Linked DNA regions of Homo sapiens: regions 2, 3, 4 and 5 are each linked to region 1. Evidence: chromatin loops called from intact Hi-C (ENCODE). Cell type or tissue: endothelial cell of umbilical vein. All regions are shown on one strand. Each heading gives the region's core, and the rest is flanking DNA. Links, peaks and the distances in the headings are about the cores only.

Region 1 (6,532 bases), core at 713-5,712:
TTGCTTTGACAACTAACAAGCCTTACTTCTGTGGCCAGCAATTCTTCAGCATCATCCAAGCTCTCCACAGTAACTGCTCCACAGGAGCAAAAGTGGAAGTCTGAGGGATTTGCAGATACCAGGAGCAGGTCTAGAGTGGGAAAACGATTCGTTAAACAGCTTAAAGAAATCTGCAAGGCCTTAGAAAATAATTGGTCAATATTCGCAGTTTAGTCTACAGTTTATATCATACTTGTAAACAAGCCAAAATAAAATCCATATTTTAGACCCAAACTTCTACAATCAATGTTTGCCCTCTATTAACTTGTCAGTCATGTGTTAATGCCTCCCAAGAGAAGACAGGCTGGCAAATTCAAAAAGCGGATTCAATTGCAGCAGTTTCAATTGGTGTAAAAAAAAACAAAAACAAACAAACAACAACAACAACAACAAAAAGACACGTAATGTGTGTTGGCAAAACTCTGAAAACAGGAATTTGGCCTAGATTTATGACTGAGGGCTGGAGGATAAAAGTATTTTGTAAAATTATAAGTAGAACAGACCTGAGCTTCAAAAGCTACGAAGCAGCCAGAAGCTGGGGTCAGCGCCCAGGGAACATTAGCAGGGCAACCCTGTCACATCACATCCTCGCTATTAGAGAACTGAGTCTGTCTTTCAAGGGATCCATAAATCAGCTGCTGTGTTCAGTGCTGCACCCTGATATGTCTAAGAGTCCTGACATGATTCACTTAGTCAGGAAACATAATCCAGGCTGAAGCAGAGGCAGGCTGTCAGCCGCGCATCATCAGCTGACTTGGCAGAATCACATTAACCTTTCACTGTCCAACACTTGCTCCCAGTGAAGTTTTTTTGAGCTGATCTTATTTTTCTATTTATTGCTCAATAAAGTGAAAATCGGTTATCTTGAACTCCAAATCTCAGAAACAAAGAAATTGGGCTACATAAATGTTCATAGCAGTTTTGTTAGAAAACAAGTCAAATAACCATCTGCAGTTGAATGGGTTAACAAACTGTTGTATATTCATACAGTGGATTATTATTCAGCAAACAAAGGAATAAGCTATAAATACGTGCTAGAACATGGAAGAATTTCAAAATAATTATGCTGGGTAAAATAAGCCTGACAAGAAGAATATACACTCTATGATTTTGTCTTTAAACATTCTAGAAAATGCAAACTAATCTGTGGTGACAGAAAGCATATTAGTGGTTACTTAGGGACTGGGGCTGGGAAAGGAGGGCTCCAATGAGTGAAAAGGGACAGGAGGGAGGTATTATAAAAGATCCAAGGACACTTTTGAAAGTATACATGCATTATGTTGATTGTGGTGACAGTTTCATACACACTCATATATATGTTAACACTTACCTGTTATATACTTAAAACACGTGCAGTGTACTTTAGGTGAAAAGAACATCAATAAATTTGTTTTATAAAACTTTAAAAATAAAATTGGCCTAGCTTAAATCCAGCAGAAGGTGAATATGTGTATTTTAATAAAAATATCCTGTAAAAATTTTTACAGTACTTGTTTTTGAAATGATTTTTATTTTTTAAATTGACAATTTAAAATTGTATATATTTATGGTGTACAACATGATGTTTTGATACATGTATACATTGTGGAATGGCTTATTCCAGCTAAGTAATGTATCTGTCATTTCACATACTTTTTTTTTTGTGGTGAGAATATTTAAAATCTACTCTGTTAGCCATTTCAAGTATATAATACATTGTTATTAACTATAATCACTATGTTGTACAATAGATCTTCTGAACTTATTCAACTTTTTTAGATTCTACATGGGTGAGATCATGTGGTATTTGTCTTTCTGTCCCTGCCTTATTTCATTTAGCATAATGTCCTTCAGGTTCATTCATGTTGCCATACTTGACAAAAATAACAAGATTTTCTTTCCTTTTCTTTTGAGGCAGGGTCTCATTCTGTCACCCAAGCTAAGGTGCAGTGGCATGATCACAGCTCACTGAAGCCTCAATCTCCCAGGCTCAAGTGATCCTCCCACCTCAGCCTCCCTAGTAGCTGAGACCACAGGTGTATGCCACCATGCTCAACTAATTTTTAAATTTTTTGTAGAAACGGGGTCTTGCTATGTTGCCCAGGCTGACCTTGAACTCCTGGGCTCAAGCAATCCTCCCTCCTGGGCCTCCCAAAGTGCTGGGATTACAGTCATGAGCTACCATACCCAGCCAAGATTTCCTTCTTTTTTTAAAGGCATAATAGTATCCTATTGTGTATATATACCACATTTTCTTTATCCAGTCATCCTTCATGGACACTTAGGTTTTTTCTCTATCTCGGCAATTGTGAACAATGCTGCATTGAACATGGAAGTACAGATACCTCTTCAGGATACTGAGTTCATTTCCCTTGGATGTATTCCCAGTAGTAGATGACTGGATCATATGGTAGTTCTGTTTGTAATCTTTTGAGTGACTTTCATACCATTTTTCATAATGACTGTAGTAATTTACAGTTGACTCAACAGTGAAAAAGGGTTGCCTTTTCTTCACATCTTTGCCAACATTTGTTATCTCTTGCCTTCTGATAGTAAGACAATATCTCATTATGGTTTTTGCTTTGCATTTCCCTGATGATTATTGATGTTGAGGCTTTTCTCATAGACCTGTTGGCCATTTGCATGTCTTCTTTGGAGAGATGTCTGTCAGGTCCTTTATCCATTTTTTAATCCAGTTGTTTTCTTGCTATTGAGTTGAGTTCTTTATATATTTTAGATATTCAGCCCTTATAAGATGTACAGTTTGCAAATATTTTTTCCTGTTCATTCAGTAGATTCTCTCTTGATGATGCACAATTGTTGTATACTTTATGAAGTGAATACACAGGGTTGAGGCCAAATGTCAAGGATTCCAGGACGGAAGGACCTCTTGGTCACTTACCATCACTCCTGGAATTTATACACTAGTTGAATAGCAAGAATAGACACAATAAATAAATAGAAAGAAAAAAAGTCAAAAGAAAAAGAGGAGAAAAGGGAAAATATATGTAGGACCAAGCTATACAGACGGCAGTAAGAACTAAGGATTTTGAATGAGCCCTGTCCAAAAGAACTGAAGAAATGAGCCTTAGCTATGCCTGGAACAAGGGTCAGATATAATTGAGAGCAAAGGAGTGAAGGGGTGCTCATGGCCATGTAGAGGTCAAATAGGGGCTGGCTCTGAGGTAACATGTCACCTCATTTCCTTCGCTCCTTCAGTGGGTGACCAGCCTCTCTGCTGTGATTTCCATACCCAATTCTTTTGTAGTATGGACAAATCCTCATATTTCAGGATATGTGGACATCATCCTCATATCGTTAAGATATGCCCTCTTGTATTAAGCCTCAGGATACTCTGAAGCTCTTCTTTAGCAAACATGGATGGTAAGAGTTCCAGATCATCTTTTAAAATGTCCCCCAAAAGGACAATGGGTGCTAAAACAGGTAGACTGACAATACCCAATTTGGACCACCAGATGTCAGACTTTGCACAGTAATCAATCTCAGCAACCCCCAAAGACCGAAGAAGATAAATGAACTCAGGATAAGCATGCATTTTCCATAGCAGCCCAAAGGCATCAGATGCTTCTATTAGTAAACAGAGTTGCTCTGAAAATAATCTTGCAGTCTCTGCTGGTACCCACATTAGATCTTACGTGTCAGTTGCTCTATACCATCCAGAAACACATGTCAAGAGTGTTAGATTTGATAGGACTAATCAATGGAAGATCAAAAAAAATCCTGTTCCAGGTTGAGGTGGAGAGAAGGTGGGGAGGAGAATACGTGCTGCTTACATGACACCAATTACATCTATGGCAAAAATAATTGTCTCGTTTGCAGAGCTTTCCCCATTTGGTAAGGGTACTTTAAAAACCAAGTAGTCAAAACACTGCTAGATTTATACCATACTTAGTCTAAGCATAATGGACTGGGAGAATTGTTCCCATCAGTTTACTAGCCTGGATCTGTAATCTTACCCTATGTCCACTTCTGTGGGAGCATTGTTGTCCTCAAAGGCTTACCTCAAATGCAATACCTCGGAAATCAAATCAGCGTGTAGTTCTCCCCTTCCAATGACTTCCTATGCCACTTTAAATGGTCTGCCATGGCCTGCAATGCACTGCATGGTCTGGCCCCTGCCTATTTTACCCTACGTTACCCTCTCTACTCTACCACCCACAGTGGCCATTTTGCTATTCCAAGAATAAATCAAATGCATTATTGCCTCAGGACCTTTGTACTCACTGTTCCCTCCTCCTGGGATTTTATTCCTGGAAATCTTTGCCTACTTGCTCCCTTACTCATTGAGGTGTCTGCAAAGAATGTTGTCTTTTCAGAGAAATTCCCTGACAATTTCATCTAAAATAGAACTATCCACAACCCTACCAAACCCCATTTCTTTCTGTCCCCTCACTGTACTTTATTGTTCTTTATAGACCTGCCATATAACCTACAAAGAAATTAGATCATGGTTTTTTTTTTTTCTTTTTTGAGACAGAGTCTCACTCTGTTGCCCAGGCTAAAGTGCACTGGCACATTCTCAGCTCACTGCAACCTCCGCCTCCTGGGTTCAAGTGATTCTCCTGCCTCAGTCTCCTGAGTAGCCAGAATTACGAGCACCTGCCACCATGCCTGGCTAAGTTTTGTATTTTTCGTAGAGACTGGTTTTTACCATGTTAGCCAGGCTGGTCTCAAACCCCTGACCTCAAGCAATCCATCTGCCTCAGTCTCCCAAAGTGCTGGGATTACAGGTAGGAGTCACCACGCCCAGCCTAGATCATGTATTCTTTACTCATTTGTTGCCTGTCTTCCATACTAGACTATAAGCTCATATGGGCAGAGGCCTGTCTACCTCGTTCACCACTGTACCCCCTATGATTAAAAAGCAGTGCCTGGTGTACACATAGCAGCTCCATAATAAATATTTGTTGAATAAATACATGAAATTCATTCCCTTATTCCACATTTTTTTTCTTATTTTATGTTTATGGCACTATCATTCTCCTAATCAAATCACAAAACTTGGGGATATTTTTGACTGACTCATCACTCTTCCTCATTCTTACATTCAGTCTCTACCAAGACCTGTCTATTCTTCCATGCATCTATCCCTTTTCCCCCACCCTTCCATTCTCAGACACTCTCTTAGATCACTGTCTTGTCATCTCATACTGGGACATTTGCAATCCCTTCCATCCAAGTCTCTGCCTCCACACCATCCTGCCCATTACCAGCTTAATCGTCCCAAACACTGCCTTCAATAAATCATGACCTCCTATTGCCGCACCCCCCACAACACACTTGCTCTGCCAACTCCCTGAGTTCAGAAACCATCGGAATAAAATCTCCACTATTCCTCTGTGCAAACCTTTTCCTTTAATCAACCTGGTCTCTCTGTTCCCTGCTCCTGCTTTGCCCTTTCCCAACATTGTGTACACTCTTCCTCCTACCAGAAGTAGCCTCCACTCTTCACTTTGTCTGACTGAATCCCCTTCCCATTCTTCATATCCCAACCTAAATTCCCCTTCTTTATAAAACTCCCTGAGCCAGACACGGTGGTTCACACTTGTAATCCCAGCACTTTGGGAGGCCAAGGTGGGAGGATTTCTTGAGGCCAGGAGCTTGAGACCAGCCTGGCCAACATGGTGAAACCCCATCTCTATTAAAAAAGAAAAAAGAGAGAAAACTCCCATTGACCACCACACACTATGATGCTATTTCCCTCCCCTGGTCCTTATCTATACCACCCATGTAGCTCTAATTAAGGCCTTAAATTAATGCTTTTATACACACACACACACACACACACACACTCACTCACCTCTGCTGGGCATCCTACCCATTTCCAAATACTCTGCTTCTTTTTGCTACCAAATTGAAAAAGAAGTGTTGCTATTTACTGTCTGTCCATATAAAATTATACAACACTAGTTCTATAATTGATTCAATTCCCTAAGTTTTAAGGATGAATATACTGAGGTCTAAATAGGCTAAGAAACTTACCGAATAACACTTTTTCATCCCCCAAATATGACTTATTTTTCTTGTTTTGGAATAACCCTAAGCTCCAGAATCCTACACTTACCATGAAGCTCTTTTTGTCCAGATAGAATTTGATAGAATATGTGGTAGTTCCTCTCTCCAGCCTGCTGGAAAATCACCCTGGACTTTTCAAGCAAATCTGGATGATGAGAAATGAATAAAAATTCATACTTAGGCATTCTTGCAAAATGTAGAAGAAAAGTAATCAGGCTGAGCGCAGTGGCTCACAACTGTAATCCCAGCATTTTGGGAGGCCAAGGCAGGAGAATCACTTGAGGCCAGGAGTTTGAAAACAGCCTGTGCAACATAGTGAGACCCCATTTCCACAAAGAAAAATTTTTAAAATTAGCTGGGCATGGTGGCACATGCCTGTAGCTGCAGCTACTTGAGAGGCTGAGGTAGAGGATTGCTTGATCCCAGGAATTCGAGGCTGCAGTGAGCCATGATCATGCCACGGCACTCCAGCCTGAAC
Region 2 (6,532 bases), core at 936-5,935, 170 kb after region 1:
TAAATGCCCACAAGAGAAAGCAGGAAAGATCTAAAATTGACACCCTAACATCACAATTAAAAGAACTAGAGAAGCAAGAGCAAACACATTCAAAAGCTAGCAGAAGGCAAGAAATAACTAAGATCAGAGCAGAACTGAAGGGGATAGAGACACAAAAAACCCTTCAAAAAATCAATGAATCCAGGAGCTGGTTTTTTGAAAAGATCAACAAAATTGATAGACCGCTAGCAAGACTAATAAAGAAGAAAAGAGAGAAGAATCAAATAGACACAATAAAAAATGATAAAGGGGATATCACCACCAATCCCACAGAAATACAAACTACCATCAGAGAATACTATAAACACCTCTACGCAAATAAACTAGAAAATCTAGAAGAAATGGATAAATTCCTCGACATATACACCCTCCCAAGACTAAACCAGGAAGAAGTTGAATCTCTGAATAGACCAATAACAGGCTCTGAAATTGAGGCAATAATTAATAGCTTACCAACCAAAAAAAAGTCCAGGACCAGATGGATTCACAGCCGAATTCTACCAGAGGTACAAGGAGGAGCTGGTACCATTCCTTCCGAAACTATTCCAATCAATAGAAAAAGAGGGAATCCTCCCTAACTTGTTTTATGAGGCCAGCATCATCCTGATAGCAAAGCCGGGCAGAGACATAACAAAAAAAGAGAATTTTAGACCAATATCCCTGATGAACATCGATGCAAAAATCCTCAATAAAATACTGGCAAACTGAATCCAGCAGCACATCAAAAAGCTTATCCACCATGATCAAGTGGGCTTCATCACTGGGATGCAAGGCTGGTTCAACATACGCAAATCAATAAATCCAGCATATAAACAGAACCAAAGACAAAAACCACATGATATCTCAATAGATGCAGAAAAGGCCTTTGACAAAATTCAACAACGCCTTCATGCTAAAAACTCTCAATAAATTAGGTATTGATGGGATGTATCTCAAAATAGTAAGAGCTATCTATGACAAACCCACAGCCAATATCATACTGAATGGGCAAAAACTGGAAGCATTCCCTTTGAAAACTGGCACAAGACAGGGATGCCCTCTCTCACCACTCCTATTCAACATAGTGTTGGAAGTTCTGGCCAGGGCAATCAGGCAGGAGAAGGAAATAAAGGGTATTCAATTAGGAAAAGAGGAAGTCAAATTGTCCCTGTTTGCAGATGACATGATTGTATGTCTAGAAAACTCCATCATCTCAGCCCAAAATCTCCTTAAGCTGATAAGCAACTTCAGCAAAGTCTCAGGATATAAAATCAATGTGCAAAAATCACAAGCATTCTTATACACCAATAACAGACAAACAGAGAGCCAAATCATGAGTGAACTCCCATTCACAATTGCTTCAAAGAGAATAAAATACCTAGGAATCCAACTTACAAGGGATGTGAAGGACCTCTTCAAGGAGAACTACAAACCACTGCTCAACAAAATAAAAGAGGATACAAAGAAATGGAAGAACATTCCATGCTCATGGGTAGGAAGAATCAATATTGTGAAAATGGCCATACTGCCCAAGGTAATTTATAGATTCAATTCCATCCCCATCAAGCTACCAATGACTTTTTTCACAGAATTGGAAAAAACCACTTTAAAGTTCATATGGAACCAAAAAAGAGCCTGCATTGCGAAGTCAATCCTAAGGCACAAGAACAAAGCTGGAGGCATCACACTACCTGACTTCAAAGTATACTACAAGGCTACAGTAACGAAAACAGCATGGTACTGGTACCAAAACAGAGATATAGACCAATGGAACAGAACGGAGCCCTCAGAAATAATGCCACATATCTACAACTATCTGATCTTTGAAAAACCTGACAAAAACAGAAATTGGGAAAGGATTCCCTATTTAATAAATGGTGCTGGGAAAACTGGCTAGCCATATGTAGAAAGCTGAAACTGGATCCCTTCCTTACACCTTGTACAAAAACCAATTCAAGATGGATTAAAGACTTAAATGTTAGACCTAAAACCATAAAAACCCTAGAAGAAAACCTAGGCAATACCATTCAGGACATAGGCATGGGCAAGGACTTCATGTCTAAAACACCAAAAGCAATGGCAACAAAAGCCAAAATTGACAAATGGGATCTAATTAAACTAAAGAGCTTCTGCACAGCAAAAGAAACTACCATCAGAGTCAACAGGCAACCTACAGAATGGGAGAAAATTTTTGCAACCTACTCATCTGACAAAGGGCTAATATCCAGAATCTGCAATGAACTCAAACAAATTTACAAGAAAAAAACAACCCCATCAACAGGTGGGCAAAGGATATGAACAGACACTTCTCAAAAGAACACATATATGCAGCCAAAAGACAGATGAAAAAATACTCATCATCACTGGCCATCAGAGAAATGCAAATCAAAACCACAATGAGATACCATCTCACACCAGTTAGAATGGCAGTCATTAAAAAGTCAGGAAACAACAGGTGCTGGAGAGGATATGGAGAAATAGGAACACTTTTACACTGTTGGTGGGACTGTAAACTAGGTCAACCATTGTGGAAGTCCATGTGGCGATTCCTCAGGGATCTAGAACTAGAGATACCATTTGACCCAGCCATCCCATTACTGGGTATATACCCAAAGGATTATAAATCATGCTGCTATAAAGATACATGCACACGTATGTTTATTGCAGCACTATTCACAATAGCAAAGACTTGGAACCAACCCAAATGTCCAACAATGATAGACTGGATTAAGGAAATGTGGCACATATACACCACGGAATACTATGCAGCCATAAAAAATGATGAGTTCATGTCCTTTTTAGGGACATGGAAGAAGCTGGAAACCATCATTCTCAGCAAACTATCGCAAGGACAAAAAACGAAACACCACATGTTCTCACTCATAGGTGGGAATTGAACAATGAGAACACATGGACACAGGAAGGGGAACATCACACATCGGGGCCTGTTGTGAGGTGGAGGGAGGGGGAAGAGATAGCATTATGAGATATACCTAATGTTAAATGACGAGTTAATGGGTGCAGCACACCAACATGGCACATGTATACATATGTAACAAACCTGCACATTGTGCACATGTACCCTAAAACTTAAAGTATAATAATTAAAAAAAAAGAAATGGTAAGCATGCCGGTAGTGGTATCCAGCAGCAGCAGCAACAGGCAAGTAACTGGTACTGTTTATTAAATGCTGTAATTGAGGGGAGGTGGGTTTATCTAAATTGAGTGTTTGACTTGAGACAAAAAACGTGAAAGGAGTTAGATGGCAACTTTAAATCCCTTTCAAATAACTAAAATTTTTTTTTGAGGAAAATAATACATGCATATTTCCTGTGCTCAATAGGGCTCAGCTGGCAAAGTAACTACAGACTATGGAGAAACTGAAAAGGAAAGGCTTGCTCGTCAAAGGCAGCTTTATAAATTGCACTATCAGTGTGAAGTAAGTATTTTTGCCATTAGATCTGATGGAAGTGAGAAGTATTTCAAATATTAAACTTACTGGTGCTTTCTGTTTGAAAAGAACTTAGTTTGCTTTTTTCTTTCAATTTCTGGTGACTTGAACATAATTATCTGAAATAATATTTTTTATTGATCAGGATTTCAAAAGACAGTTGAGAACAGTGACTTTTCGGTGGCAAGAAAACCAAATGCAGATTAAAAAGAAAGACAAAATTATCGCATCTCTTAATCAACAAGTTGCTTTTGGAATCAATAAGGTTTCCAAGTAAGTGTAAATCTTTTGATAAAGGGAAATTCTGCGCCGTAATAAACAGTATCTTTAATAGTTAATCTCTGCATAACCACTAGGTGGCACTGTGACTACACATTAGGAACCTCAACCACACGACTGCACTTGTTTAAAAACCAACCATATTTTTGTCTTGCCAACTGGATTGAGAAATAAGCAGCTGCTCACACTATATATCAAGCTTTTCATGTATTGGCTGAACAAGTGTGAAAAGAATAGAATTACATGAGAAAGATAATTAACTTTCAGGTCATGACTCTAATTTGTAAAAATGTGACCAATGATTGGCTGTTTCTATATAGTATATGAGTACATTCCTTAAAGACACCAAGGAATCAGTTGAGTGTATTTTTATGTTGGTCTTTCATTTGTGTTCTAAGCCTGCGAGATTGAAAACAAATCTTTTTGTTTGTTTGTTTGACTGGGAGAGACTCTTTCCCCCCTTACCCCAATCTCTTTTCTCCTAAACCTGAAGTATTAAATGCCTTCAGACCAAAAATTCTGACTGACTTAGGGAAAAATTAGTAACCTGCTTTGTTCTTTTTGTACTAATCACTGCTTCCAACCTGTATTTGTTTAAATAGTAGCATAGTTTGTAGCACATTATTTTAATAAACAGTAATACCATAAGACACCAGCCATCCAAGAAGTCTAGTTTAAAATCCATTGCAGTTTCTAGAATGCTGATAGGGAGAATAGAAAAGTGCTTCGAATGTCTTTGAATGGGGAGTCCAAGATATTTCTTATAAATTGGGGAAATATTTGCCAGAGATTTAGGTCTTAATTTTTCTCTCATATATTGTATCTACTACATGAAGGGGTTATCAGGAAGAACTAGGTGCCATAGTTCTGACAACATAATTTCACTTACAAACATTGTCAGACTTACCCTGACTAGAGTTAGAGAGATCCTTCAAGTTCAGAAGGCTGTGAGGACTTAAGAAAACTTAGACAAACGAAGCTGGCTGCAATCACTTAAGAAACTTTACTTTAGGCCGGATGCGGTGGCTCATGCCTGTAATCCCAGCACTTTGGGAGGCTGAGGCGGGTGGATCACTTGAGGTTGGGAGTTCGAAACCAGCCTGACCAACATGGAAAAACCCCATCTCTACTAAAAATACAAAATTAGCCAGGCATGGTGGCGCATGCCTGTAGTCCCAGCTACTCGGGAGGCTGAGGCAGGAGAATCGCTTGAACCCAGGAGGCGGAGGTTGCAGTGAGCCGAGATCGTGCCGTTGCACTCCAGTCTGGGGAACAAGAGCAAAAGTCTGTCTCAAAAAAAAAAAAAAAAGAAACTGTACTTCAGCATTCAAAACTTCATCTTTTAGCCTAAAGGGGATGACCAGTCCAGAAATATGTCATATAATATCAAAGATTAGAAAAGCATTGCCATCAATGCAGATGAGCTACCTCTCTTCCATCTGAAGATATCCCTCCGCAACTCTTTACCGCTGACCCATGCACTCTTACATGCTTCAGGCTATAAGCAGTCCACTTTTGCTGATGCATATGTCTTCACAAAATGAACATTTCGTGTTGGGCATTCACCAAACATTTATCAAGGGCCTACTATATTAGAAAACTTATGGAAGGCACATGTAGAAGATACCAAGATGTGTGAGACATTCATTATGATCTAATGGAGAGTGTAGATTAACATGTAAGGATAAAATTACATAAAACAGAGACTTCCAGGTCCACCAAAATGTATAGTCCTATTCCTCACAGCTGTTTCTTCTTGAAACTTAAGCACCCTGGATATAGCACAACAGACAAGCATAGGAACACTCTAGAAGACGGAATAAGAAAGCATGCTGTCTAAAGACATTGAGACTTGAGGAATGAGCTGGCAGTAAGTTTTCTCCTTTGCCTCCCATATATCTCGGGACACTGCAGAAGCCTTCAACCTGGAATTGCTAATAAGCACAGGGGGAGAAAAGCCTGTCCCTTCTAGCCAAAGGATCAGTAAAAGGAAATTATAACAATAGAAAGGCTTTTTGACAATACCCACCGTACTGCAGCCACACACCAGTGGCCCCACACCACCCCTTGGAAGTAGGCAGTACATGCTGATTCTCCTACCTAACATAAGTAAGTAGCAGCAATCTTATTTTCCTGCTGGGGTAGTGTTGGCAGTAGTAAGCAAGCAGCTGACTTCCAAGTTCCACTGGGGAGAAGGAGACAGTGCTTTAATTCCTCTGCCAGGATGTGTCAGTGTGGTCCAGCTGAAAGCTGAACCTCTGCTGCTACCCAGCACCAATGTTACTTAAGCCAGTCTGAGACAAAACTAGTCAATACTAGGCTTCATCCTTACTCCCTCTCACTAGGAATTAAGTCTTCACCCATGGGGCTAGTTGGTATTCCCTTTTCCCCCCTTCCCTCAGCTGGTGCCAGAAGGGCACAACAGGGAGCTGAACTTCTGCCTCCACCCTGCAGCAACAAAGTATTGTCAGTCCTTTGCTTTCTCCTTTCCTAATGTCAGCAGGGCCCAGCAAGGAGCTGATCTTATATTCCACTTGGAGGCAAAAAGGCAGTGTGAGCTGGTGCTCCACTTTCATGGGAAGGTGTCAGTTGGACTGGGAGGGGAGCTGAACTTGTACATCTCTCGTCTGCACTGAGGCAGTGTGAGTCAGTGCCCACTTTTCCTGGGGTGCTTTTGGTAGAGCTCAGTGCAAAGCCATGCATACACACCTCCTTGGCTTTTACATTATGCCTCAACAGGAGACTGCCTGCTAAAAATAGGAAGATTAAATAGAACCCAGAGTC
Region 3 (5,669 bases), core at 1-5,000, 430 kb after region 1:
GGAAATATCAAAGTAAACAAAACGGAAATGGTTCTGGCCTTTGTGGAGCTCATAGCTCTTCATCTTGTTATAAATCTAGCATTAATCCTGTACCTTTATTTTGCTTAACCTTCTAACTTTGATTTGCTATTATGAGAATTATGTTTAGAATATTTCACAACTGTTGTGTATTTTTCTGTCACAACAGATGTGATGTTGACCATTCTTTTGCAAACAATTAACAATCAAATTGGGATTTTCATATGCATACCTAAAGTCTTTTTAGTTGTATCTTTGTGTGCTGTGATCATCTTTACTTTTGGTTTCAATATTCATTATATTATCGGCATAATGATGTGCTTGCTTTTTATTTTGAGAAATAAATATATATATATATATATGTCAGTGTACAGTCAACAGCATTTTGGTATACTTAATTGAGCATCTCTATTTCTATCAATGCTGATGTTTTGATAACAATGATAATGAACAATAAAAAATTATATTTGAGGTATACAGAGTTTAGCTTTTACAAATGTGAATAGACATTCTCCTCTGTGGTGCTAATTCCCCCTTTATTTGTAAATGAAGCACTTCATATTATTCTTCTCTGTCAAATACTGGCCAAATCCTTTTGTACTTCTGCAAATATCAACCTTTTATGTCTTCATCACTTTTTCTTCCTTGTCTTTGATTACACTGGGCTGTCTCTGTTCACCAGCACATTTGTTAACATCTTTTTCTTGATGTATGGAATGATCCAGCTGTCTCATGATGAAACGATGTAACAAATGTCAATAATTTTTATACAAAAGCAAGTTCTATCAGTTTTAGTTCTGTATATGCATTTGCTAAGAAATAGCGATTCATAGGTACTCCAAAGTGTATATAGATGTGGATGTGCGTATATTTTTTTTACTTAAAATACAAGTTTTTGGGGCTGGGCACGGTGGCTCACACCTGTAATCCCAGCACTTTGGGAGGCTGAGGAGGGTGGATCACAAGGTCAGGAGTTCGAGACCAGCCTGGCCAATATGGTGAAACCCCGTCTCTACTAAAAATACAAAAATTAGCTGGGCATGGTGGGGGGAGCCTGTAGTCCCAGCTACTTGGGAGATTGAGGCAGAAGAATTGCTTGAACCCAGGAGGCGGAGGTTGCAGTGAGCCGAGATCACACCACTGCACTCCAGCCTGGGTGACAAAGCAAGACTCCATTTTAAATAATAATAATAATAGTAATACAAGTTTTTATAAGAGGAAACAATTAGTGTATTTAGTTTTATAAACTATTCTAGAAACCATAATTCATCTCCTTTTTTCTGTCGCTGACTTATTGTTGTAAGTGAAAGAGCTCATCTCTCTAACTTCAGGTAACCTCAGCTATTGCCCAGGCACAATTTCTCTTTTCTGAATTCACGTCTCTTTTAACCCAGCCCTTTCTACTTCAAGTTCCTTTCTAATCACAGTCCCCATTTTATCGATTCCTTATACTTTGCCCTTGGGGAACCTTCTTGGATAGTAAACAAAAAGTCCTGAATCATATTCATGTTTTCTCGAATACACTATCTGTGTCCTCAAACTAATAGAATCTTAGTGTTTTCCTAAGAATACCAAAATCTTCGTACTTCTCCGAGGAAGGTCACTTTCCTATTCCCCTCACTCCTAGCACTAGAAGCAGTGTTCATGGATATTATTAAACATTCTTGACCTGCCCTTTTGAAAGTCACTGTATAAACCAAGTCTTAAAACTTTGTGATGTCCCATCTACTTCCGGAGTACTCATTCTTCTACATCAGTGCTTTCAGCCCCAGGCTGAAATGGATGATTTACTCTACTCCAATCCCTGCCATCCTGCAGCACCTCTAAGATTAAAAACAAAGTGAAACAGAATAAAATCTACAGCATTTCTCCAGTTCGATGACCACGATTTTCAGTGGCATATTCCAAATAAAGTCTTCATTGTCCTCATCAGACCCTCCACTCTCCATTTCTCTGGTCCTTTCCTGGCTGCACGTAGCCTCCTTATCTACTCTGGGTAGTCTGACTCTGTTTCTTACAAGCTTTCACATGTACTGACATGTTTCATTATTTGATGTCAGTATACTAGTAAGTGAGCATACTGAATTGAGATTCAGGAGAGGCAGATCTACACCGAGGTGCTTAAGAGAAGAAGATTGATGCAACTGATGCATCTTCAAATTTCTTTCTTGAGCAGTATACTCTTGTCCAGTCGTTTGGCTTTTTTGCAGCAGTGGCTGCATTTGAGCTTCCTCCCGGCCTCACCATCCCATCCTGCCACGCTGAGCTGCCACATTTTACTAGTACAACCTGTCACACTCAACATGGGAACATGTGTCTCTACTGCCCTCTTGTGTCCACCAGAAGAAGTGATGCATGGTGGGCAGGTTGATGCCTTTGGAAGGAGTTTTGGAATGATGACAACTGTGATTGGCATGCCAATGCCTCTTATCCGTTTTCTTAAACCTTTTACTAATATCCTATATTTTTAACAATGTCAAATTTTCTGTTTTTCAAGGACCATTCCTAGATCTTCTGCCTCAATCTCAAGTCTTTATGCTCACCTACCTGTTTGCTGATATCAAAGCTACATGGTAGAAGCACTCATTTCTCTTGGGCTGTCTGTGTCTTCTCTCTTCACTCCTACCTCTGAAGAAGAAAGGTACCTCCTCTGAGCTAAACAGGAACCCAGATTACAGAGTAGAAAGAGCAGATGGAGAAATAATCAGAGCAGAAATGTAGATAGAAAAGGTAGAAAAAGCAGAAATGGAGGCAAGTGTGGACTCTTCTCCAGAAATGTTTAGTCCAAAGGAAGAAAAAAGCCTGATAGTAGAAGAAGATAGCATAAATGAAGGAAAGTTTTCTGCAGTAGGGAAAACTTGAGTTTATTTATAAGCTCAAGTTTTCTGTTACTGGAGAGTTTTCCTCTCCAGTGGAGAGGAACTGATTAATAGAATGTGTCTCAGAGCAAACAGCAGAAGGTACTTACTTCATCCTATATTATTCTGATTTATTTGCTCATCTCACCTTTACTCTTTATATATCCCAACATGTCAAGCACCACACATTGGAAATGAATATGATCAATAAATATTTACTCAATTGAATCATACTGAGAACATTGGATTGGTCCCATTATGAAGCCTAAGTCACAACTAGGGTTCTCTTGAATGGTTCCTGCTTTTGTCTAAATAACACTCCCCACTACCACCATCTCCTACTTTGTAGGAAAAGTGATCCAGTAGAGAGTAGCTCCATTACCATCATTGTTTATATCGATCTTATGGAACACCAAGTTGATGAATTCTTCAGGACTCAGAGTTTGCTGGCCATTGAGGGCTTGTACCGCCTGCAAAAAGACATTAAATGAAAGAGGTCAACTTTTCTGGAAGCAAATACATTTTGCAACATTTCTGCTCCGATGTGACAGAATTTGGGGATGTGTTGTCGGTTGCTATCCAACCTGTACCAGTTGTTAAAAGTAAATAAAAAGAAAAGATTGTATGTCAGTTCTGGGTAATGAGACTTGGAAATTAAATGAACTGAATAAAGACTGAAGCCCTATTTTATACAGCATACAGGGATCCATTCAACATATTAGATCACAACAGATGCAATGAGCCCATTGGAGAAAATATTGTAGTGGTCATGATCATAAGAATTCCAGACCCAGAAAACAGATATTGCTCTCAATTTCAGACAGATTGATTTGGGTCTTATGGATGAAAGTAAAAGGATGACCACAATGCTGTAAGAGTCTCAAGCTTCCTCTCCGGCTTCCACCGCTGGCACCCCTGGTTCTTTGTGCCCTTTTGTGGAATGATTGACTGGGGAGACAGATATATACACCTTAGAAGGGCCCTGAATTTCTCCCACATACTGTCAGGGCCCAGGGGGCAAATGACATTTCCAGCCTTCCTAGAGGGAAGATGTAGCCAGCCTCCCCTAACTCCAAGGTGATTAAATTAAATGACCCAGACTTGACATAGAACTTCAAAATAAAATGAAAGAGGATTATTCATTTGGGAATTTGAACATAACTATCTTGATTGAACATGAAGGAATCTTTAGAAAAACTTCTAGCAACATATTTCAATTAGAGGACACAATCATAAATATGACTCTCTCTCTCTTGCTTCTTCTCAAGCATTACCAAACTTGAGTTCCAGGAGTAATCATAATAAATGATGGTAGCTTTTTATTATCATTATTAACCAGTCTTGGCTTTAGCAAGTTTAGGTCTGATGGATCTCATGGTTAAATATAGGACAGTATTTAAAGTAATAGTTACATACATACAGCATCACATTTGAAGAAAATTTTAAGGATTTCTCAGTGTTTGGTCAGAGGCTTCAAAAGCCTAGAAAATGTGGCCAAGTATCCAGTATCCCCACATTCTGAAGTGATATTAGCCCACATAAAAAGTCATGATAAAAAATTGTGAGATCTTGATTTGTTCATCACCAATCTTCAGGTCATATAAGTGAAAGTGAAATACTGATTGGAAAGTGGAGGAGCACTGAGGGGATAATATTTTTGGAGGGAGTCCTCAGCTTGCTCCGTTTTCCTTCTTTTTTTTAATAGAAGCAGCAGGATCAGGGGATAGGCAAGAAGCTTTTTTTTCTTCTTCTTCTTTCCTTCCTCATTTACTATATGCACTCTTTCTTCCCTAGTTTCCTAATCGCAGTCTCTGAGTACTCCCTATGTGGGAGCAGGAGGACGCAGGAGAGAAAGGGAAGCAGGAGAGTTCTCACTTGGCAAGTACTGTCCCCATTAGCTAATTTCAGTGTTCCCTGGCCTGAGAGGTGTAGACTCTCTCTCCTGCAATTCTGTAGGCATGAATCATGCATCTTGATTCCAGCTGGTCCCTTTCCCGCTTAGAATTTCTTAAAATCTGCAGCCGGGCACGGTGACTCATACCTTTGGTCCCAGCACTTTGGGAGGCTGAGGTGGGCGGATCACGAGGTCAGGAGTTCATAGACCAGCCTGGCCAATATGGTGAAACCCCGTTTCTACTAAAAATACAAAAATTAGCCAGGCGTGGTGGCGGGCGCCTGTAATCCTAGCTACTCAGGAGGCTGAGGCAGGAGAATCGCTTGAATCCAGGAGGTGGAGGTTGCAGTGAGCCGAGATCGTGCCATTGCACTCCAGCCTGGGTGACAGAGCGAGACTCCGTCTCAAAAAAATAAAAAAAACTCTTAAAATCCGCACAATTGCCATTTTTAGACTAGGCAATTCTTTCTTGTTCAGGGCTGTCCTGTGCACCGTTGAATACTTAGCGGCATCCCTGGTCTCTGAGCAATAGATGGCAACAGCCCTACGCCCTCTCTACTCTCCAACTCACCAAAATGTCTCCAGACATTGTGAAATGTCCCCTGAATAGACAGTACTCTAGGTCTACCTGCAGCTTTGAGTTTTCTTCACCTCTTCCAGTGGCTCTGCAGGATAAGATCTAACATAGCTCTATGCCAGCTTCCTCTCACAGTGTTCCATGCCTGATCTATGGAAAACACCCTAGCATCCTTTGTCCCAACAAATTCTAGGAAGGCAGATACTTCCAAAATGTGCACCCTTGCTGCCACTGTTTGCTTCTTTAGACTTCTCACTCATGACTCAGACACTCACTGCTGTGGCCCTCAAATTGCAGGATACAACCACATCTCAATGGTTTC
Region 4 (6,532 bases), core at 885-5,884, 590 kb after region 1:
TTATAAGCTATTTAGAAATAAACAACAGTAAGAGTTCTATATTTTGAAACCTGTAGAATACAGCTATTATATAACGCAGAGGAGAAATAAGAACCTTATTGTTTAGATTAGAAAATGAAATTTAAAGTCAATGAATAAAACACATACCTCAAGGAAGTAGAAAAAGAAAAATAAACAAATCCAAAAAAGATATAAGAAAATAAAGAAATGTAAAATAAAAGTAATCCCAGCAGACTTAATTTTAAAAATCCAAAACTGTTTTATTTTTAAAGTCAATTGAAATAAATTTCTTTGGCCAAGAAAGAGAGATGGGAGAATACATGATATAAGAAGAAAAAGTGAACAAAATCTATCAGAGGAAAACATAAATTTTATAAAAACTCCATGTCAACAAACTGGAAAATATAAATAAAATGAATGTTTTTATAAGAAATTATAAATGACAAATTTAAGCCCCAAAATTCCAAAATCTGAATAGAATAACAGTCTTAGCACCATTAAAAAGTAATAAAAGAAATAAAGTAATAAGGCAACCAGATTTTCAAGGAAGTTCTAAAAAATCTATGGGCAGACAAAAGACTCACTTTACGTAAACTCTTCCAAATAATAGAAATGGGGGAAGAAATTCCCAACTCATTCTATGAGGCTACCATAATCTATATACCAATCAATACTAAATAAGGAAATGATAATAAAAGCACAGTTACAGCCAGTCTCATGTGCAAACATAAAAGCAAAAAATTTAAAGGATCAACAAAATGAACACAGTCATGTAAAAGAATAATACATCATGATCTTGTTGGGTTTATCTGAGGAATGCAAAGATCACTCAACATCATAAACTCTCTCATAATAAAACACTACTTTAAAGGAGAAAAACAAAACTAAATCACTTCAACAGATGTCAAAAAGCATTAAAATTGAAACCTGTAGAATACAGCTATTATGCAGAAAAGAATAAGAATCACATTTCCTCACACAAAAAAATAAATAAAACAAAATGTACTCTATAAACTGAAAATACATTTCTCAATTTCACAAAAGCCATTGATTAAAAAGAATAGTAACTAGAATAAATATCACATATAATAGTCAAACATAAAAAATGCCATTAAGACAAAAACAAAGCAAAGAAGCATACCTACTATTACCACTTCTATTTAACTAGCCAACTAAATTAAGAAAAAAGAAAAAGGATGAGCAACAGAAGACACAAAATCACAAAGCTGTCCTTATTTGCAGATGATAAGACTATACAGAAAATCTAATGAAAACTATTAGAATAAAAGAGTTCAGTAAGTGGTCAGATATAAAATCAACAGGCAAACATCAATGGTTTTTAACAAATGAATAATTAGAAAAGCAACGGAGGAAAAAAATCTTATATGAATACCAAGAAGAGTCATAAAATACCCAAAAATATACCTAACAAGAAATATACTAGAACTATATGAAGAAGTAATAACAGCTAACAATCACTGAGTACATATTATGTGTCAGGTAGTGTCCTAAGCACTTTTCATGTCATAAATCACTTAATCTTCTCAACAACCCCTGGATATAATACTATTATTTTTATCAACATTATTTTCAGATAAATAAACTGAGGTCCTGTGAGGCTAAATTCCTTTCCCATATCATGTATTAGTCCATTTTCACACTGCTGATAAAGACATACCTGAGACTGGGCAATTTACAAAAGAAAGAGGTTTAATTGGACTTACAGTTCCACATGGCTGGGGAAGCCTCACAATCATGGCAGAAGGCAAGGAGGAGCAAGTCACGTCTTACATGGATGGCAGCAGGTAAAGAGAGAGAGAGTTTATGCAGGGGAATTCCTCTTTTTAAAACCATCACATCTTGTTGGACTTACTATCACAAGAACACCACAGCAAAGACTTGCCCCCATGATTCAATTACCTCCCACCAGGTTCCTCCCACAACATATGGGATTTCAAGATGAGATCTGGGTGGGGACACAGCCAAACTATCACCATAATAATACAGCTTATAGAACTATAAACTGAACCCAGACAGTCCTTCAAACTCCTGTATTTAATTACTATGATATATTATGATGTTATAAAACTCCATTCAATTATATAAAAGAAGATTGGAATAAGAACCAACGTATAAGTGTGCCAGTTCTCTCCCATTTAATTATAAATTCAAGGAACTACCAATCAAAATCCCAAGAGCATTTTATAATAAAACTTGAAAAGCTGATTTTTAAAATTCAGATAAAAAAAGAATATTTGCAAGAATAGCAAATAATGATTTTTAAAAGAACAGTGAAAGAAAGGCTTGGTATTTGCCCTTCTAAATATTAAAATACATTATAAAGGCTGTAGCAATTAAGTTCTAATGGGGCAGGAAGTGAAAAATATATCAATGAAAAGGAATAGTTCATCCAGAAACAGAACCATGTATGATAAAAATTTAGTTTATAGTACTGATTTATTTCACATAAGTGGAAAAGGCTGAACTATTTCATAAATATAGATTTATTAGAACAATATTAAATTAATCCTTCACCCTCCATGTACACACACTTTGCACCATATTCAAAAACAATCAAGATAGATTAAAAGACTATAAAGAAATAAACTAAGATTCTTAGAGTAAATTATAAGAGAATACATCTAAATCATGGTTAAGGAAAGCATTTTTGAGCTGAAAATTACAAAATAAGAAAAACAAAGAAAAATGTTGACAGATACAAGCTCAAAAAAATTGAAAAATTTTATAAGACAAATAACAATGCTGAAAGTCAGATTGAGAGACTTCTGCTTCCAAAATGGTGGTGCAGAAGTAGAAGCAAGCTGGCTTCACATTCCCCACAACAGAAAACCAAAAACAAATAGACAGTGCCAAAATTAATACCAGCAATACCACAGAACTCAAATATCAGGATGGGAAAGTTTCCAGAGCATAGTGAAATGAAAAAATTCTTAGCAGATGGTACAAGAATTAAACTTTTTTTTTTTTTTTTTTTTGAGACAGAGTCTCACTCTGTCACCCAAGCTGGAGTGCAGTGGCACGGTCTTGGCTCACTGCAACCTCCACCTCCCAGGTTCAAGTGATTCTCCCACCTCAGCCTCTGAATAGCTAGGACTACAGGCATGTGCCACCACACCCAGCTAAGTTTTGTATATTTACTAGAGACAGGGTTTCAGTATGTTGGCCAGGCTGGTCTCGAACTCCTGACCTCGTGATCTGCCTGCCTCGGCCTCCCAAAGTGCTGGGATTACAGGCGTGAGCCACTGCGCCCAGCCAAGAATTGAACTTTCATACCCATGATGATCTTTCCCCCAATCTGCCCATCTTCTAATATGCAGAAAATTTCCTCCTGACTCACAGTTTCTATACCAGAAAAAGTGAGAGCAAGGTGAACAACCAGCTTCCCCACTATCCTGGGTTCCCCAGCAGGAGATCTGTCCCTGCTTCAATCCACGAGAAGCCTCACAAGTGTCTGGAGGGAGAAACGTCCTTGAGGACAGTAGGAAACTACTGTCCTCAGCCCTGGAAACTGTGCTAGGTAACTCAGACAAATCAAGTGGCCGTTCAGCAGCATCACACTGCAGGAAGTATGTTCCACAGGTCCCTTGGGCACAAACCCCCAGCCAACCTTCCCACACTGCTGGGGAATCCCCCTTAGGACTTTCCCTATTTAGGACAGGGCAGTGCTCTGATGATTTACTAGAGCCAAGGCCAACCTGGGTTATAGCACCACCTAGTGCCGAAAAGAAGGCAGCAACCTAGGAGAAAAATTTAAAAAAAAAAAAACCACCAGGTAAATTACGAATAATCTTCAAGCAAACATACCCAGTGAAAACAAAACAAAACAAAAACCAGACAGAGAAGACTGGGAGAGGTCATTAATCCTTCAGTGCAAAGACATAGATGTACATCCACAAGAAACAACAGCAAACAGAGAAGCAGGACCTGCCCAAACAAAGCAAGGAATCAGTGACTGACCCTAGTGAAAAAGCAATATGTGAGCTCTCGGATAAAGAATTAAAAATAATAGTTTTAAGGAAACTCAGTGGTCTCCAAAGTAACACAAAAAAGTAATTCAGTAATTAAAGAAATTTAATAAAGTGATTGAAATAACTTAAAAATCAAACAAATCTTGGAACTGAGAAATATACTTACTGAACTAAAAAATTCATTCAAGGCTCTGCACAACAGAATAGATCAAGTAGAGGAAATAATCTGTGAGCTCAAAGATAGGTTATTTGAAAATACACAGAGGAGCAAAAAGTAAAAAAAAATGAAAGAAACAAAGATGCCTACAAGATACAGAAAATTACCTCGAAAGACCAATCTAAGAATTACTGGTGTTCAAGAGGGAATAAAGCAAGAGCAAGGGTTAGAAAGCTTACTCAAAGAAATAATAACAGAAAATTTTCCCAAACTTGAGAAAGAGACCAATATCCAGGTATGGAAGCTCAGAAAATACCAAACAGATCCAACCCAAATAAGACTACCCCAATGCATATAAGAATCAAACTCTCAACAGTCAAAGACAAAGAGAGAATCCTAAAAGCAGCAAGAGGAAAGAAGCAAGTAACACATAAAGGAGCTCCAATTCGTCTAGCAATATACTTTTCAATGGAAATCATACAGGACAGTAGACAGTGAAACAATATTTTCAAAGTGCTGAAAAAAATGCTGCTATTCAAGAACACTGCATCCAGCAAAGCTATCCTTCAAATATAAAAGACAGATACAGCATTTCCTAGACAAACAAAATTCATCACCACCAGACCCATCTTACAAGAAATGCTAAAAGTATTTTTTCAATCTGAAAAAAACAAAATACTAAGGTAAAGAAAAAAAAAAACCTTTTCGAGATACAAGATCCACTGGTAAAATTAATTACATGAACAAACCCAGAATACTATAATTGTGGTGTACAATCTACTCATTATGCTAGTATGAAACCCAAAAGACAAATCTATCAAAAACAATAATATCTACAGCAACCTGTTAAGAGATAGTAATATAGTGCTGGGCGCAGTGGCTCACGCCTGTAATAAGAAGGTGCCCATCAAAGAAAATCCCAGGACCTGATGTCTTCACTGCTGAATTGTACCAAACATTTAAAGAAGAACTAATACCAATTCTACTCAAACTCTTCAAAAAAACTGAAGAGGAAGGAATTCTTTCAAACTCATTCCACAAGGCCAGCATTGCCCTGATACCAAAACCAGACAAATACAACCAAAAAGGAAAACTACAGGCCAATGTCACTGACGAACACAGATGTAAAAATCCTCAATAAAATACAAGCAAATCGAATTCATCAACACATTAAAAAGATCATTCATCTTTATCAAATGAGATTCATCCCAGGGATGGAAGGATGCTTGAACATATGCAAATAAATAAACGTGAAACATCACATTAACAGAATCAAGGAGAAAACCCTAGGATCATTTCAATTGATGATGAAAAATCATTCAAGAAAATTCCACATCCCTTTATGATAAAAACCCTTAATAAACTGTGTAAAGAAGTAATATACCTCAAAATAATAAAAACTATGTATGATAAACACATAGTTAACATTATACTGAATGAGGAGAAATTGAAAGCCTTTCCTCTAAGATCTGAAATAAGACAGGGACACCCACTGTCACCACTTTTATTCATAATACTGAAAGTTCTGGTCATAGCAATTAGCCAAGAGAAAGAAATATGGGGCATTCAAACCAGAAAGAAAGAAGTCAAATTAGCCTTGTTTCAGAATGATGTGACCTTATATTTACAAAAAACTAAAGACACCACCAGCAAACTGTTAGAACTGATAAATTAATTCAGTAAAGTGGCAGAATACAAAAGCTGCATACAATTAGTAGCATTTCTATATGCCACCAGCAAACAATCTAAAAAAGAAATCAAGAAAGCAATCCCATTTATAATAGCTACAAAGAATATAAAACACCTAGAAGTCAATTTAGCCAAAGAAGTGAAAGATCTATACAAAGAAAATTATAAAATACTTATGAAAGAAACTGAAGAGAATTTGAAACATAATGGAGATATTCCTCACTCATGAATTGGAAGAATTAATGTTGTTAAATATTAAATACCACCCAAAGCAATTTACACATTCAATAGAATATCAAAATACCAGTGGTATTCTTCACAGAAATAGAAGAACAATCCTAAAATTTATATGGAACCACAGAAGACACTGAATAGCCAAAGCAATCCTGATCAAAAAAAACCAAAGAACATCACACTACATGACTCCAAAATACACTACGAAATTATAGTAACCAAATCAGCATGGTACTGGCACAAAAACAGACACAGAACAATGGAACAGAAGAAGACACAACCCAGATATAAATCCACACATTTATAGCCAACTCATTTTTGACAAAGCCATCAAAAATGTGCAAAGGGGAAAGGACAGTTTCCTCAACAAACGGTGCGGGGAAAATTGAATATACATATGCAGAAGAATGAAACTAGACCCCTATCTCTCATCATATACAAACATCAAATCAAAGTGAATTAA
Region 5 (6,532 bases), core at 566-5,565, 63 kb after region 1:
TTCTTTAACGTTTTGTCTCTTTTATTTTATAGACCCTTTTATTCTTCAGTCTTATCTATCCACTTAAACTTTTTCATATTTGGTTGAAAATGCATGCAATTTCAAAAGAGAAACAGAATGTATCTCCTCTATAGAACAAATAGTAATTTAAAATGTTTTACTCTGCATAATATTTTTTAAAAAATTTCCAGAACTGTACAAATCTAAATTCACTTAAATCAAACAGACATATGGTGAAGAAAACACCAAGTAAAATTAATGACTGTATTGGTATAGCAATAAAATCAATCAAAATATTGATGTAAAAACGTTTCTTACAGAGTAGTTAGAGGATATGATTCAAATGAAAAGTACAGAAGGACCCTTGTATTTTAAAAAAAATAAAGATATTTAACCTATGCTTTAAAATTAAATGAACCAATTAAAAACTATTAGGACAACAAATTAAATACAATTCATATCAGAATTAACAGTAAATAATATTTTTCTGAATATGCAGCAAGAGTAGAATCCAAATTATCCTTATGTAAATCATAAGAAACTTATAATTAATTATAGATGATCTGGACCACTATGCAACATTTGAAAAAAGAGAAAAAAACACTAAATATACCTTACAAATAATTCTACAAGTTCTTAGATTTTTTATGAGACAGCTATTGTGTTAAATGTAATCATTTAAATGTAATAGTTTAACACAATGACAGTTTTCTAATTTTTATACATTTTATTACCATTGCATTTTTTTCAAATTTAGAAATTATGCTACAGCAGTATAAAAATTATTTTAAATTCACTAATATTTTCTTTTGTGCTTCTTCAGAGACAAACTTCTCTAGCAGTAAAATCATACCTTCTCTCTTTTTACTTTACTTTTTACTTTTACTCTCTCTATATTTTTATTTTGTAATCTTTAGGACTGTTATACCAAGAAAGTTTGGTCTTAAGATCTAAATAATCACAAATGAGAATAAATAAGACAGGCAAAACAGAATAGAAAGCAACTAAGAAAAAGGAAAGAACCTTAGAAAAATGATAATGGAGGTTAAAAATGATTTTCTAATGTAAGAACCAAAGAAAACCTTAAGCCATAAAAGCCAGAAACAAAAAGTAAAACTTAGAAAATTAAATTTCTATTCAAACTATCAAATAAAAAACATGCAACAGATCAGGGTCTTTACTAAATTAGATAATAACTTCTTATTGTTACGAAGTCACAAATTAACTCCCCTACCCACCCCCCCTCCAATAGATAAATACATCAAAAATATCATGAGATTACAAATTCCAAAATGCCATAATGTCTATATACTGAGATTCACAGTTTCTGGATTTATTTTTCCACCACTTAAACTGTGGATCATTGCTATCATGTGGGAGTGTTTGTTCAATTCCTCTTGCTGAAGTTTCACCAAGGACTCTTTCTCTTCCAAACGACCTTCTAATTGTGCCTTTTGAACCTCTAGGGAGGAAGCCTAAGGAATTGGGGTTGGGGGAGGAGGAAGAATTGAGAAGAAAAATAACTTTAATGTTTTCTCTATACATATATTTTAAGATGCTTTTATTTTTTATTGTACAACAACCATTTCAAGACATACTATAAATATTATACTTCAGTTAATTCAATTACATGGTAAGTTTAAAATGAATAATCATTAAACAATATAATACAAATTGAGAATACACTTTCAACTTGTCTTAAGTTAATGCCAGCAGCTGAAATTTTGCAGAAAATACTACACACTACATATTAAAATTACTAATAAGATAATCACATTAAAGCAGAACCAGAAAAACTGTAAATGTGGTACTAAATTTTATGCCTCTTCTGTTACTCAGTAGTAGTAGTAGATCAGTCTTTAATCCTAGTCTGTTCTCATCTTCCTGGTAGTAAACGGGCCAGAAAGTACAATTCATAGCTACCACTCAAGCTATGCAACCATGGTAATATAGAAAGAACCCCGGACTCAGATTCAGAATATATACCTATTGATTCACTTATTAGCTGTGTGACTTTAGTAAGTAACCTCAGACTCAGTTTCTTCAGTTGTAAGTTGAAAATATTTATTAACACATTATATAATATTTGTTAAAGTGAAAATTATACAGCTACCTATATATGACATCAAGTACTGGTAACCCCTTTCTGTATTCTTTGCACACTTGAAAATACCAGGTGCTGACACAAAGTATCTGTTTAATAACTGCTTAACTATTTTAGAAAATACATTATGAAAACCTCATAACAAATGATACTCAAGCTGCTTTGAGATCCTAATATCTTCTAAAAAATTTGCTGAAGAAACAGTACATTCCTTTATCCATATTCACCCTTTTCACAACAGACTTTTTTATTTTACTGCAAATGAGAAATGGAACAGATTCTTACCTTAATGCTCAACTCTTTTCTTATCTGTTCTGTTCTGCTTAATTCTTTTCTAAGGATATCAATGGTTTCTTCCTTATCTTCCCTTTCCTTTTGTAAGGTTTTAATCTTTTCTTCTTGTACTTTTGTTTTTTGATGCAAATCTTAAAAGAAAAAAAAGTCAAGTATTATACTCAGAGGTCTTACACTGACTACTCTGAAATGGTCTAGTAGCTACTGTAAGAGCAAAAGAGAAATAACTAGAACAAGGAAGAGAAACTTCTCTTATGACAGTATTCTATAGAAAATACCAAATCTCCATGTCTTTCTTCCATCCTCTGTTCTAAATATAATATGCTATATAGGTAAAGGACAATTCTCAAAAGTGTAAGGGTTAGAAAAGGGAGAGCTACAACTATGAAAAATTATATAGGTAGGTGCCTGCGCTCTAAGGCAAGTGAGAACAAAAATGTTTTTCAGGATCATTTCAAATATACCATTAAGAAGCTAGTAACTAAAAGTTACCTAATACTGCCACCTGCTGTTACGTTCCTTCAACATTTTTTTATTTTGAAAAGGGCAATCCATAATCCTATGTGATTTAACGAAGGAACAGAAAACCAAATACTCCAAGTTTTCACTTCTAAGTGGGAACTAAACATTGAGTACACACAGACTTAAAGATGGAACCAATAGACACTGCAGACTAGAGTTGGCAGGAGGTTGAAAATTACCTATTGCTACCTATTTGGTACTATGCTTACTACCTGGGTGATGAGATCCATACCCCAAACATCCGTGTCATGCAATATACCCAGTGTAACAGACCTGCACACATGCCCCCTGATTCTAAAAGTTGAAATAATAAAAAAATTAAATTAAATTAAATGGTCAATCATCTCTTTCCTTTTGTTTTTTTTTTTTTTTTTTTTTTTTTTGAGACAGTCTTGCTTTGTCACCCAGGTTGGAGTGCAGTGGCGTGAACATAGCTCACTGCAGCCTTGACATCCAGGTTCAAGAGATTCTCCCACTGTAGCTTCCTGAGTAGCTGGAACTACAGGTGCACACTAACACACCTGGCTAAATTTTTGTATTTTTTGTAGAGATGGGGTTTCACCATGTTGCTCAGGCTGGTCTCAAACTCCTGAGCTCAAGCAATCTACCCATCTCCAACTCCCAAAGTGCTGGGATTACAGGAGTGAGCCACTGTGCCTGGCCAATTTCTTATAGCTCCTAAATTTAAAAAACGTACCACTTTTTCAACTTGATTAAACCGAACTGCTTTTGTGAAACATTATGTCAAGAAAAGGGAAGCCATTCCAAATATGATTTAAAGTTTAAAACAATAAGTAGAAAATAAAAAAGCAAACAAAACCACTCATGCTTCCAAAATAAATACATTAAAAATAGAAAATGTATTAAATAAGAAGCCACTTACTTGCTAGCTTATGTTCTCTGTCTACTAGCTGATTCTGTACTTCTTTTCTCTGTTCTTCTTTCTCTATTAATTGGGCAATACTTCTGAAGTTATTAAAAAAAATAGAAGAAAACATTAATGAACCATATACCATTTGTAACTTTTTCTCCCTACCAAGCACTTTGGGAGGCCAAGGCGGGCAGATCACAAGGTCAGGAGATCGAGACCATCCTGGCTAACATGGTGAAACCCCGTCTCTACTAAAAATATAAAAAAAAAAAAAAAAAAAAAAAGGTCTCGTTCTGTCACCCAGGCTGGAGTGCAGTGGCATGATCTTGTGCTCACTGCAACCTCTGCCTCCCGGGCTCAAGTGATTCTCCTGCCTCAGCCTTCTGGGTAGCGGAGATTACAGGCACCCGCCACAACACCCAGCTAATTTTTGTATTTTCAGTATTTACAGAGTTTCGCCATGTTGGCCACGCTGGTCTCAAACTCCTGACCTCATGCGCTCCACCCACCTCAGCCTCCCAAAGTGCTGGGATTATAGGCGTGAGCTACCATGCCCAGCCTTTAAAACAAAATTTCTAAGAACAGCAATTGCCTGTAACTTCCACCAAATACATATCTTATATCTAAAATAAGTGACAATTCTATTAATTTTATCAATAAAAAACAATGTTCTATATAAAGGGAATCATTTTGTTTTTGAAAAATCCCACATATTCAGAATATAGAACTAGAGATTTTACTTTTCATTTTGTTCCTTGAGTGACTCATTCAACTTTTTCACTGTCTCAATTTGTTTATTCAGAGAATCACATGTGATCTGTAAATCTTTATTCTTCTTTTCAGTACTTTCATTTCTGAAAAGACAAGAAAATGAGTTGGCATCATTATGGAGGAAAACATATGAAGGAGAAAAGAAGCTCACAGTGTTTTCTTTACTATCTCTTCTAACCAAATTGCATATGCTGGAAGAGAAGGAATGTTATGAACAAGCAGGACATAAACAGAATTTCATCTACTCTAAAAGGCAGTAAATACATGTTTTGGTTGACTGATGTGGTAAAAATTACTATGAAATAGAAATGTGTGGGGCATTAATCTCATATTTATGGATATAAAGCCTTATTTTACAGATGATATTGCATTACATAATTTGCTATAAATAAGTTTAGGGTTCTACATTTGTCTCTTTAAAACTCTGCATCTAATAGTCCTAAGTATTTTACCTGCAAGGTAAACACAGAAAAAAATCCTTTCTAAAGTAATACTTTGATACTCAACTACCATAAGCATAAAATGTCTTTTTTATTTCACTAAGCACAAAGATTTTTAAAAAGCAACCCAAAAACCAAACCAAAACAAACAAAAAAAACCAGTAGCCAAACTTGGCCAGCAGTTTTTGTATCTAATCCATACAGGAATTTTAACAATCTGAGTTTGAGTGCCTTTAGACAGTCCTGACCATTACAAATGACCTTTTCCCCAGCCAGCTTCATTTACATGTTATCCACTTGTCCATTCAAGGAATTTCACCTTCTAGCCCCTAAATCACTAGCTGGAACATAAGCAGGTCTTAGAAACCACGTATTTTTCTTGGACGCTGCCTATCTCTTAGGTTCTCTATGTGAGACAAAGCAGGTATCCCCTTTTTAGGAGGTCTGAGGACCTCAAGCTGGAAAATAAAGGAAAATCCTGAGTTCACTCAAGGGAAATTCCAGGGACCTAGATAGCCCTAGAAGTAAATAAGTAACTTGTTAAACAGGAAGGTAATAGTAGCCTAAATCAAAGTTAACAAACTTAAGAGTACCAGTGATACTTGATTCTTTATAGAACTTAAAGAAAACAACTTAACACATGTCCCTGAGTTGTATTTCAGAGACCCGGACCCTCATTGAGGAAGCCCACTGACCAGATCCATTGACAAGTAGAGCTCAGGTAAGGAGAAAATGAAGGCTGAATTTTAACCACTGTTCTTTGTTCTAAGTTTCTTTCTCAGGGTCTTGAACAAAGTCACTCTCCCTAGCTAGTTAACATTTTTCTACTGACCCCAAATGTTTAAACAAAGCTGCTCTTCCTTAACCAACTGCAAATCGAAAAATCTTTGGGTCTACCCATGACCTGTAAGCCCCTGCTTCACAATATCCTGTCCTTTAAACTTAAACCAATGTATAACCTTTAACTATTTATTTATGATTTTTGTCTGTAACTTCCACTTTCCTGAAATTTACTCGCCTTTAAAAATCCTTGCTTGCAAGCTATTGGGGAGGTCAGTATTTGAGCATTTGGCTGCCTGCTCCTCCTTACTTGGCACCCTGCAGTAAAAGCCTTTTTTTCTATCACTGCAAACCTTGGTGCAGATACCTGGTTTTACTGTATTGAGCAAATGGAACCCATTTCAGTTCTATAACGTATTTTCTTCACTGCTGACGTTCTCAACTTGGCTTATCACTAATACTACACTTTATCAGTGGTGCCTCAAACAATCAGACTTTGTAAAAAGTTGCTGGGGTAAATATCCTGTTAAAAAATCACTTTGTCATCATTTTCTAGATACTATTCATTTCTCACCCTTCATTATTATTGATGGGAAATAAGCATATGTACCATGCCAAGCTAAAAATTTCTATATCTCTGTATTAACAACATAGAACAATCTTAAAATATAAAGCAATAAACAAGTTCCCCCAGAGTGTATTTACTTTTATGGGTTGGTAGAAAATACATAATTGTTCCTGGTCTTCCCT

Evidence for each region. Hi-C counts contacts between places; a loop is a spot of excess contacts. Peaks named below come from ENCODE experiments on the same cell type or tissue, not always from the same donor. Only the 100,000 strongest peaks of a DNase experiment are listed, where the experiment ranks them.
Region 2: it touches region 1 in a loop (5-fold over the local background); 19 of 110 quality-filtered maps call a loop at or near these places.
Region 3: a loop joins it to region 1, with 13 times the contacts of the local background. A loop is called at or near these places in 40 of 110 quality-filtered maps.
Region 4: a loop joins it to region 1, with 24 times the contacts of the local background. A loop is called at or near these places in 20 of 110 quality-filtered maps.
Region 5: a loop joins it to region 1, with 14 times the contacts of the local background. A loop is called at or near these places in 102 of 110 quality-filtered maps.

The regions. Positions count from the first base shown.
Region 1 is chr3:108,486,397-108,492,928 of GRCh38, forward strand. MYH15 (myosin heavy chain 15) reads right to left here. Exons shown (of 41, transcript NM_014981.3): 9 at 6,104-6,199; 10 at 27-130. Among named protein-coding and RNA genes, the nearest start is that of MYH15, 21 kb to the right of the region's middle. In endothelial cell of umbilical vein, for the core only: a CTCF peak has its summit at 3,475 (motif pointing right); DNase peaks (open chromatin) are centred at 2,395 and 3,505; H3K27ac peaks cover 281 bases.
Region 2 is chr3:108,658,516-108,665,047 of GRCh38, forward strand. DZIP3 (DAZ interacting zinc finger protein 3) reads left to right here. Exons shown (of 33, transcript NM_014648.4): 20 at 3,362-3,457; 21 at 3,615-3,742. Among named protein-coding and RNA genes, the nearest start is that of DZIP3, 72 kb to the left of the region's middle. In endothelial cell of umbilical vein, for the core only: a CTCF peak has its summit at 3,820 (motif pointing right); a DNase peak (open chromatin) is centred at 3,846.
Region 3 is chr3:108,912,869-108,918,537 of GRCh38, forward strand. It overlaps GUCA1C (guanylate cyclase activator 1C), which reads right to left. Exons shown (of 4, transcript NM_005459.4): 3 at 3,259-3,346. Among named protein-coding and RNA genes, the nearest start is that of GUCA1C, 38 kb to the right of the region's middle. In endothelial cell of umbilical vein, for the core only: a CTCF peak has its summit at 2,348 (motif pointing left); a DNase peak (open chromatin) is centred at 2,323.
Region 4 is chr3:109,078,478-109,085,009 of GRCh38, forward strand. All of the region lies in intron 8 of MORC1 (MORC family CW-type zinc finger 1), which reads right to left. Among named protein-coding and RNA genes, the nearest start is that of MORC1-AS1, 20 kb to the right of the region's middle. RefSeq lists an enhancer at 3,373-3,542. In endothelial cell of umbilical vein, for the core only: a CTCF peak has its summit at 3,716 (motif pointing left); a DNase peak (open chromatin) is centred at 3,604.
Region 5 is chr3:108,549,845-108,556,376 of GRCh38, forward strand. CIP2A (cellular inhibitor of PP2A) reads right to left here. Exons shown (of 21, transcript NM_020890.3): 18 at 4,532-4,645; 19 at 3,804-3,886; 20 at 2,390-2,529; 21 at 20-1,475. The coding sequence ends at 1,305. It also overlaps a transcript of MYH15 not described here. Among named protein-coding and RNA genes, the nearest start is that of CIP2A, 36 kb to the right of the region's middle. In endothelial cell of umbilical vein, for the core only: a CTCF peak has its summit at 2,925 (motif pointing left); a DNase peak (open chromatin) is centred at 2,907; H3K27ac peaks cover 313 bases.